3 separate regions of the Homo sapiens genome follow, and regions 1 and 3 are each linked to region 2. A link is a contact called in ENCODE Hi-C or POLR2A ChIA-PET data. All regions are on one chromosome and are shown on one strand. Each heading gives the region's core, a stretch centred on a gene start or an enhancer-like site at or near the end of the contact. The rest is flanking DNA. Distances are from core to core; before and after follow the strand shown. Region 1 has its middle 110 kb from the start of MIR4473. Region 2 has its middle 140 kb from the start of SLC24A2. Region 3 has its middle 170 kb from the start of MIR4473.

What was found. Hi-C counts contacts between places; a loop is a spot of excess contacts on that map. ChIA-PET counts read pairs that join two places held with the same protein, here RNA polymerase II (POLR2A). Pooled maps may share reads with other maps.
Region 1: a loop to region 2 is called in a map of heart right ventricle, with 2.1 times the contacts of the local background. The contact joins two enhancer-like sites. A Hi-C loop is called at or near these places in 3 of 168 maps with a recorded cell type or tissue (heart left ventricle and heart right ventricle), 1 of 37 single-sample maps with no recorded cell type and 2 of 50 pooled maps.
Region 3: a map of CD8-positive, alpha-beta T cell shows a loop between it and region 2 (2.1-fold over the local background). The contact joins two enhancer-like sites. A Hi-C loop is called at or near these places in 1 of 168 maps with a recorded cell type or tissue (CD8-positive, alpha-beta T cell), 4 of 37 single-sample maps with no recorded cell type and 12 of 50 pooled maps. POLR2A ChIA-PET finds 5 or more read pairs at or near these places in 1 of 52 experiments (H1).

Annotation. Positions count from the first base shown.
Region 1 is chr9:20,295,886-20,299,070 of GRCh38, reverse strand. It overlaps a transcript of SLC24A2 not described here. Among named protein-coding and RNA genes, the nearest start is that of MIR4473, 110 kb to the left of the region's middle. Within about 2 kb of position 1,415, at least 2 of the 41 ENCODE cell types and tissues checked have a DNase peak (open chromatin) inside an H3K27ac peak, as active enhancers do.
Region 2 is chr9:19,924,976-19,928,230 of GRCh38, reverse strand. It overlaps a transcript of SLC24A2 not described here. Among named protein-coding and RNA genes, the nearest start is that of SLC24A2, 140 kb to the right of the region's middle. RefSeq lists enhancers at 1,751-1,860, 1,786-2,080. Within about 2 kb of position 1,795, at least 3 of the 41 ENCODE cell types and tissues checked have a DNase peak (open chromatin) inside an H3K27ac peak, as active enhancers do.
Region 3 is chr9:20,241,113-20,244,260 of GRCh38, reverse strand. It overlaps a transcript of SLC24A2 not described here. Among named protein-coding and RNA genes, the nearest start is that of MIR4473, 170 kb to the left of the region's middle. Within about 2 kb of position 1,345, at least 3 of the 41 ENCODE cell types and tissues checked have a DNase peak (open chromatin) inside an H3K27ac peak, as active enhancers do.

The DNA.
Region 1 (3,185 bases), core at 166-2,665, 370 kb before region 2:
AATTGTCCTTCTCTGCTTTATTTGGGGAATGACTCTATGGGACTGTTGTATATACATCCCGACCCCCAAACCATCTCTCAGACCCTCCATGGCCGCATGTCCTCTAGGATCCTCCCTGTTCAGCACAGGTCTGTAGATGAGCTATTAAGAACTTAGAGTCATATGAGCCTCAGTCTGCCCCAACTAGCTGAGTGGGCTCTAGTAAGGAGAAGGGCAAAGGAAATGAAGAGCATAGGGGATAACTCACTACCTTTTTACCTCTCTCCTGCTGCTCAACTCTCTTGCCTCAGATCCTCATTTCTAAAATGAAGATAGTAGTTGTATCTTCCTCAGTGCTGTTTGGAAAGATTAAATGACTTAGTACATACAAAGCACTTAGTGTAGTGTTTAGCCCACAGGCTGCTGCTATTACTATTATGGCTGCTAATAGAAATCATTGGAAACATGATGATTTGAGATAGAACATTGTATATTAGGAAGAACGTATCTAGTTTTAAATCTAAGCTCTCTCACTTTAGTGTGTATGAAAATTAGTCTTTCTGGACCGGGTGCGGTGGCTCACGCCTGTAATCCCAGCACTTTGGGAGGCCGAGGCAGGCCGATCACCTGAGGTCAGGAGTTCAAGACCAGCCAGGCCAACGTGATGAAACCCCGTCTCTACTAAAAATATAAAAATTAGCTGGGCATGGTGGCGCGTGCCTGTAATCCTGGCTACTTGGGAGGCCAAGGCAGGAGAATCGCTTGAACCTGGAAGGTGGAGGTACAGTGAGCCGAGATAGCTCTGCTGCACTCCAGCCTGGGTGGCAAGAGTAAGACTCCATCTCAAAAAAATAAAAAAGAAAATTAATCTTTCTGAACCTCAATTTCCTCACACTCACAATGGACATAATAATCACTTGCTCACAGATCTGTGGGAATGTAAAGTCTCTGGGACTGTGCCTGGCACTGTCTGAGCTTCATGGGTATCAGTCACCTAGTTCTGTGGCTGTCCTGCCTGCTGTTGCTCCCTGCTGCCTGCTCCATACAGCCCTGGGGGTGCTGCTTCCTTATGGAGTTTGCCTCCACCAGTGCTTGGAGTGGGAGCATGCAAGGCAAGCCAGCCAAGGAGGGTTAAAATCAGGGAATATTGTGTACTTGAACTGACAGTGATTCACAACATGTCTGCACAGATTGCTCAGAGTCTAGGCATTTGCCAAAGTTGGGGAGATGGTGGGTGGGGGTGGAGCGTGGGGCTGTGAGCAAAGGATGTTCCGTCCCTGGGAGTATAAACACAGCACTGTCTGTAACCTAAAAAGGTTTGGTTGGGAGGGCCATCAAAGTCTGCTGTGCATTATTTGGACTGTGCTCAGCCTCCTCAAGGAAGCGCCCACGGATCCACCCGTGTTGCATCTGAGAGCTGTCACACGACAGAGTCAGCAGTGCTGGACTCTGCACAGGATTTCTGGCAGCTGCCTAGGTGGGGGCTGCCATTGCCATGGGTCTGTCCCAGACTTGTCACTGTCCCTGAGGCAGGTGGGTCCACCCATCTGGCCAGTGACTAATCAGAGTGAGACCCTTTCCTCATTTACAGTCCACGTGCCAAACCCTTCTTCAGGGCCAGTTTATATTCCTTCCTCCCATCCCACCTTCCCCTGGTTTCCATCCCCTTGGCCTTCAAACTGCAGCCTCGTTTCCTGTTGGCCACCTCACCCTGACCCCTGGAATCTGCTTCTTTGGTCTTCAGGTCTAGTTTCTCTCCTTCATCAGGGTTAATGTGTAAAATGGATGATGCTGATCCAGGTTTGGGTCCTAACCTGGATTTTGAGGCTCAATCTGTAACCTTCCCTTCAGGTTTTCCTGGAGCACAGTAGCACCTGGACAGTCTGACTGGCACATTGGTCATGAGGATGTTCTTTGGAATGGGACAGACCTGGGTTTGAATCCTTGCTCTCCCACTTGTTGGTGGGTTTAGGTCATAATACCAAAGGACACAATTCCAAACACCATAATCCTGAATGTTGAAACCCCAAAAGATCAAAATTCCTAGTCCAAAATCCCCAAAATATAATTCTGGAAAAAATAAAAATTCTTTAAAATAAATGTATTTACATTTTAAAAGGGGGATTTATTTGAGAAGCATAAAAGAATGACAGCATACTTCATAGACTGCTTTACAGAACAGACTAGTTAATAATAACGTGCATATTTTTGCAAGCATAAACAGTCAGGTGTACTAACAACAGTCATGAGAGCATAACAGTTATGAACTGTATACATGAAGAAATAGGTCAGAAAGTGAAATTTATAAATGCATACCACTATGATTGGCAATTCTGTACACCCAGCTTTATAACTGTGGTCATCTGAAATACCATGATGGGCAACCTCAATCTTTTGACGAGAGCAAACAAAAACCACAGTGGGTCACCACTGCATATGCAGTCACCCGAAGAATTGGGACTTCAAGAAATCATATCTTTCACAAATGCAGATGTGCAAAGAGAGGTCCTTTTTGTACATCTGCATTGTGAAAGATAAATTCTTTACATCTTCATTTACTGAGGAAGTTTCAACATTTTTTACATACATGCATAGTGCTTACACACAAAGTCAACATTGTGAATAAAGCACTTTCTTGGTGTCCATTTTTTATAAAAAATGTCTAAAATGAATTAGAGCTCTCTAAAAGTCTTTGTGCAATTTATATCACCAGTACTAGAAATGATGCAAAGATAAAACTCATAGCATAGCCAATTGGCACTATGTGTGAAGGGGCAGAAGTTGTATACAATAGAATAATTTGGCAGGGGAGATTTCTTGTGTTTTTCATTTGTTTTCACATCTTTGAGTTTGGAAACACTCGCTGCACTTTTATTTGGAGAATAGTTGTGGTCTATACATTTCGTAAGTATATGCCGTCCATCTGAGAGTCTGGATATTGCTTGGCTATTGCAATTAGGTGATTTTCTGCTTTTGCAGCACCAGTAATAATTAGTTTTAAACTTTTATCTTTCACCATTAAGTAGCCTCACACAATTAAATTAGAGGGAACAACTTTCACAGATCTCTTCCATTATGTTGTAAGGAATGCAGTAAGAAAGAACAATATCTGATTTCCCCAATACAAAATTTATATTAGTCAGGGTTCTCCAGAGAGATAGAACCAAAAGGATATAGATTTAGATATATAAGAAGGGATTTACTGG
Region 2 (3,255 bases), core at 546-3,045:
GCCGCTTTTCAGTTTAGAAGGTATCAAGGGTTTGGAAAGAACTAGAACCTGCTTCTTGGCTGTGAGAGGAAAACCTGGCCAGGCCTCTGAGAGTCTTCCAACAAAGCCTCACTCTCTCTGTGTAACCAACCCCTAGGAGACCCCAGGATGAAAGCCTGCCTGGTTTCTGAGGTCGCTGGTGTGGGGCCAGCTCCAGGAGTGAGCCGAAGACCTGCCTCCTTGCTGCTGCCAGGAAAACAATGGCCCAGGGGCCCCCAGCCAGGTGCAGCAGACCCTTCCAGGCACACAGGCTCACAAGTGGCAGGCTTTTTGTGAGCTCCAGGAGTGCCAGGCAAGAGGGAGGGAGCTTTGGTTTGGTTTGGTTTGGTCCCTTACTGAGCTTAGTGCATGGGGCTTTCAGGAGATCTTGGGTTTCAGTTCACACCCCATTGGATTTCACATCAACCTGAAAACTCACGGGGACAATCAGCTGAAACAACTGAGTTTGGTTGGCTCTCCCGTCAGAGCCATAAATCACACGGTTGCCACTGAGGAAAAGAGGAGGCGAGACGAGAAACTTGGCCCATCCTGGTTCTAATTTATCCCAAGTACGTGGGGGGTGGGGGAATTGTTGTAAATGACAGGGATTTTCATTGCACAACTGCTTAGGTTTTCATGATGAAATGTTTCTATCATGGCACTGAGGTGTGTTTCCTTAGAACTAGGTTCTGCCTCATATGACTAAGATGTCAATTCTAGGCCCAAATTCATCATCATCATCACTCAGAGGTACTTTATATGGTCAAACATTGTGCTAAGCTCTTGACTTTCATTAGATCCGCAAGTGAAGTAGGTGCCATTTATTATCTCCATTTTTTGGAGGAGGAAACTAGGCTTAGCTGGAAACTCAGCAGAGCTGGGATGTAAACCTAGGCAGGCGAGCTTAAGCACTGGATAGAGTGCGAGAGAACTTTCTAGCCCAAGGCACAGGCAGCTTCTCTTCACAAGGTTCGTAGAAGGGGCTAGGCGACCACAGGTTGGGGACTTACGATGCCGGCTGGAGTGTGGAATTGCTGATGAAGGTAACATGCTAAGGTCCAGGCTTCCAGGACTCTCTGCCAGGTCCGGCTGGAAGCAGCAGAACTCTGTCCTCTTCTGCTGCTGTGGAAGCCCCGACTGGAAATGCAGCTCTGGAGTCTCCCTTTCTCTTCGTTAAATCTCATTAACACTTGTGGGAGTTACGCCCCTGCCTCAAGGAGAACACAGACCTCTAATTGCTGTGAAAAGAGGCCTGGGAAACCCCGTTCCTCTACCACCCCTGACTCTGGGTCTCCTCCTCCTCTGCTCACCGCTGGCGGGGGCTCTTCCAGACTCTGCAGCCCTGGCTTGGTCCCCCAGATTATTAAGTCATTTGTAAAAATCAAACTCATGTGCTCTCCAGAATGTCTTTAGGTCAGCTATCACAACAGCATGGTCCTCTGAATTTTTTTCCCGGGTGCATACAGCAAATGGCCAATCCAAGTGCAGTGTAGAGAGATGGCAGGTCTGCAGTCTGTTTGGTCTTCATCCTCTCTGGGGAATCTTCTTTTTCTCTCCCAGTACCACAGACTAATATTCTGATTCACATTCTGTGATGCTGCCGTTCCTTCTTTCTTTTGTTTTTCTTTTTTTTTTTTTATACCTGCATAAACAGCAATGTCCCAAGCTATGTAGACCAGAGCAGTAAGCCAGTGATGAGCCGTGAACACCTGGACACTGATTGGATGACATTTGCAAAGAACTGGGCGAAGCATCTGGGAGCGAATGCTTGCGCTTGGCAGCAGAGCGGCTGGCGCGGGAGAGCCAGGGTCATCCCAAGAACTCTGTGTGATCCCAGTCCAAGGACAGGAGACAGGGCTTTCCTTGAAGGGAGGTACTGAATGAAAGGTGAGTCACGTAACTACAGCGGAGCGAAAAGGAAACAGAGAATGGTGAAGTCAAACAAAGGGGCAGGAAGAAAAAGAGACAACAGCGTTCCTCCCACCCTGCAGGGAGAAAGGAGCCGCCGCCATAACCTCAACTCAGTCCTCTCCCGCCATCTAGTGGTCATGCTTAGTGACTGCAGCACAGACTACTAAGGGGAATCGTGACACAGGGAGGTGTCGGTGAGATCGCTACCTTATGGCCTGAAGAGTAGACATACTCAACACAAAGGGTAACTCGAGCCAAAACCATCACCAGGAAAACAGGCCCTTTTCTGTGGAAGGGCTTGTTTGTTTTGATTCGAAATACTGTGCAATTAAAGAACAGATGTGTGTCTTGCTCAATCTGCAGGTTAATGGAGGTTGGCTTGGAAATTCCCCAGCCCCTAGCAATTTCTTTAAAAAGGATTCACGTGTGTAGCACACGATTAAAATCTCTGTCAGGAAAAGCCAGTTTTTTATGAATAAAGACTATTTGTTACTTCTATTTTCTGACACAATCCAGAAGCCAAACATTCCTTACATTTTGAAGAGGATAGAGAAGGAACCCTGTCACATCAGATCCCTTGTCTAGACTCCACTCCCTAGTCAGGGAACCTCAGGTTTTTATCCTCCTCTAATAATTAGCTTTCCTGTGAAAAATACATGACGCAGGTTCTGGTCAATTTTTTTTTCTGCAGATTTTCTTTCCCCATTCTCAAATACGAAATATTTGAAGTTCCCAGTGACCAAATCTTGGTACAGGTGTTGGCTGATTGAATTATAAAATGTAGAGCTTTTTGGCAGCAAGAACTAATGTGTAAAGAATAAAACATATATACACAAGGAGTTACAGCTTCACAAATATATATGTCTACCACAAGTAATTGTGCTTACCTATGCCAAAATTTTCACATGTATTAGATTCTAAGAGATGACAAAAAGATCAAGTAAATACAGCCTGTCAACATTCCTTTTTGTCTGTGCCTATATATATGAGATGAACAAAATTTGTAGATCTAAGCAGCAGGGTGCTTTCTCCAGGTTCCTCTGCATTCTTTTCTGGGTCACTATAAATCTATATATCTTTGACTGGATATAGATAAAGGTGCAGCCTAGACCTGTCCTTATAGAGAACGTCTGATGTTTGTTTGTTCTACAGCACATCTGTGCAGGTCTGTGGGGTCACCAGTTATTCTGGGAGTGATAATGTAGGCTCCCTTATGTAAGGCAAGCTGTGTTTTACTTTGGTGCTGGATGCCAAGGGTCCAAGCATGCTATAGAAAATTCCACTTTGATGCATTGACTGCTCTGGGGCCAAAGACCCCTTAGAATT
Region 3 (3,148 bases), core at 96-2,595, 320 kb before region 2:
TAGTGTCTGGCCCATAGCTGTTTAAAGGCACACGTTTTAACCGGATAGTTTATATTTTCTTTTCTTTTTTATCTGAGTTTATTTTTCTTCAAAACTACCTTGGATGGTCTGCCAGAGTCAGAGATGCTCCTTGGAGGCTTGGAGACTCTCAAAGGAATTAGTCCAAAGTGGCCCAGACTCCATGGATTAACTTTAAGCCATCCTGCATGGGCTGCCCTGCTGAAGCCAGCGCAGTTTCACAGGCTGGGACAGCAGCCGGACTTCCTGTTTGAGTTTAGAAATCTCCGCCTGATCCCCCTCCTCCCCACTCCCTTCCTCTCGAGGTCCCTCCTTCTATCCACCAATAAAACAAAGAAACCTGAGAAATTATCTCAGAAAGAAGAGACTTCTCAGGCCTTGATTGTCACACTGGCCTGGAGCCAAGCCAGAGCCTGCCTCAAAAATGGACCCAGGAGGCAAGCTACTGGAAGGCAGTCAAACACCCCCAAAAAGTGAGGTCATATGGCATCACCCCCATTGACCACATCTCATTTGCTCTGCTTTCCTTTTATTTTAAAGGAAAAATTAAAAGTCTTCTAAGACATTGTCTAGGCTGGTAATAAAACTCTAGAATGCTTTGTTCATATATATAACAAAATTGAGAGCAAATGTGTGTGTACATGTAAGTGTGTGTGTCTGTATGTGTAAGCGTGTTACAATCTGGCTAGTAAAATGATCTCAGATTGAAGATACCCTCAAATACTGAGGATGATGCTTATAATTTTCTAACATGCTTTAATATTTTTACTACTCATGTATATATGTATCCACAAACAGTATTATATACTGTTTAGTATGCTGCAAATTTTTATAAATAACACCTCATTGCATGTGTCAAATATTTCATAAATAGAATCACAAAAGCAGAATGAAGGAGCTGGTATGTCAGCATTCTGCTTATGTGTTTTTCTGATTATGATAGTCTCATGAGAAGAGGATTTTATGCATTCTCACTTGAAATACAGCAGATGCCAACCATGAAGGGAATGAAGGTGCTAATTTATAATTTTTTTAAAAATTGTGCAAAAAGAAAGTGAAAAGAATATAAGTGCGAGCTTAGCAATAAAAGGAGTAGTAAAAACACCCACAATATGGGGGGTGGGTGTGGAGTCCTTTCGTCTGTAACCAAGGAGGTCTGTAAGAAACCACGGAAGTCTCTACTAATTTGAAATTCCACCAGCTGAGAAATAAAACACTGCTGGGTTATTGAAGAAAGGTCTTGGCACCTTATGCACGGGAAATGAAACTTTTCGTTTTGCAAGTGGCTTGTAGATTGGTTATTTAACCACCACCCATCCCCCCAGTTTTTCAAAGGCTGAAGAACAGGCTGGAGTTAGAGATGTGGTTTGCATAGATTGCCTCGCTGACAGCACTAGATCACCAGTGAAAGATTAATTAACCAAATTGAAGGCAGCAAAGAAATAAGGTTTTAGCAAATGACAAAGCCATTAATGGAGCAATGTTTCCTTCCACTTTAGCTAAGCTCTCCGTTTTTAATTAGCATTAGGATGTTTTAACCGCAGCTATTTAGGAGGAGGCTCTTTCTCATGTCAGGTGTTGCATCCCGGAGTCAGAGCTGGTGAGAGAAGATAAAATCCGACACATCCACCTTAAGTTGGAATTTTCAGGAGTGTCCTCATGGCTCCCTGCCCTTCCCTGCACTCACAGCCTTGAAAGCTGGGGCCCTGACTTGGGAACAGCTGTCTTCTCCCATTGGACCACTACAGTCAGTTGCTGATTTGGAGGACAATTCTGAACATATGAAGCACATTACTGGAGCCAAAGCTCTGGATTTCCTCGTTTGCAGTTGATTGATAGGAAGCATTCAACCTTGGATGTGATAAAATCAACCCACTAACCCAGTAATGCATCGAGTAGGAAGTCTTTCCTCTTTAGTTAGCTATTTTAAGTGGCGAGTGTTTCTTTAGCCCTATTTCTCAGGACTCCACAAGCCTTTGTAATTTACAAGTCTTCTTCTACCTAAATGGTCAGAATGCATGCTTTTATTTTATGGACTGGTAGACTGAGGCAAAGGAGTGTTTTAGTCAAGTTAATGTTGGGGACTGTGGGGGGCAGGAAAAAGAATGTCAAATCTCCTGTGGCTTGGCCAGCGGCTGCCAGAATATTGGGCCAGCACCTGCTGGCGCGTTAGTCCATAGGATGGGCATGGTGGAGAGGATGATCAAAACAGGAGATGCTTTCGGTGAATGAGGCTGGCAGGTCATTAGAATTTCAAGAAGATTCTAGAGGAGAATGAAAAGGTGAACTTTAAAAGTGGTGGCAGCTAGATTTGCTTTAGAGAGGAATAGGCATTGGTGGAAGTGAAACAAGGTGGCGATTGATGTTGCAGCCATGTTTTTTAGAAGCTGTAATACTGTCTTGCATCTCTGCTCCTCCTGCTCCTTCAGCTTGGCTAACTCCGGGTTGATCATCTTCCCAGGTTTGGCTTGCACCCCCAACCTCCTCCCACTCCTCTCTACTCAGCCTTAGGCTGGGATTACTCGCTTATGGTCCCTTTAGCACTGTGGCACACCCCTCTCCTAGGACAGATGGCAATTTATCTTTATTTTCTCTCAAGGCTGTAAGCTTCTTGAGGACAGAGATCATGTAATCATCCTTGCATCCTTTGACCTATTTATTAAACAACTATTTTGTACCAGGTACTATGATGAAGGCTTGATAATTAATTCTCACAACAGCCCAATTAAGTAATACTCTCATAGTCTGTATGCTGAGAGGTCTAGGCATAGAGGGATTAAAATCACCTTCAAAAAGTCACACAACTAGTGGATGGTGAGGTACAGATGGAGACATAAGCGATGACCTCAGAGCCATCATTATGCTACATGCTTCCCTAGTGGACCCTCAACAAATACCTGCTGAATTGAACTGGTAATTTGTATTGTGCTTATTTTATTGCACACAGTAGGTGCTTAATTATTTGACTTCAGAACTCATTCAGATTAAAACTTTCATATAAGTCTATGGGAGTAATTTCTTTTGGGTCCTAATATGGTGAATGTAAGAAAACTTCAGTGTTAACACCAGGTGAGCACTGGATGCGTGTCTTTGCAGGTGTTGATAGATTCTGAAGACACGTGGTTTCATT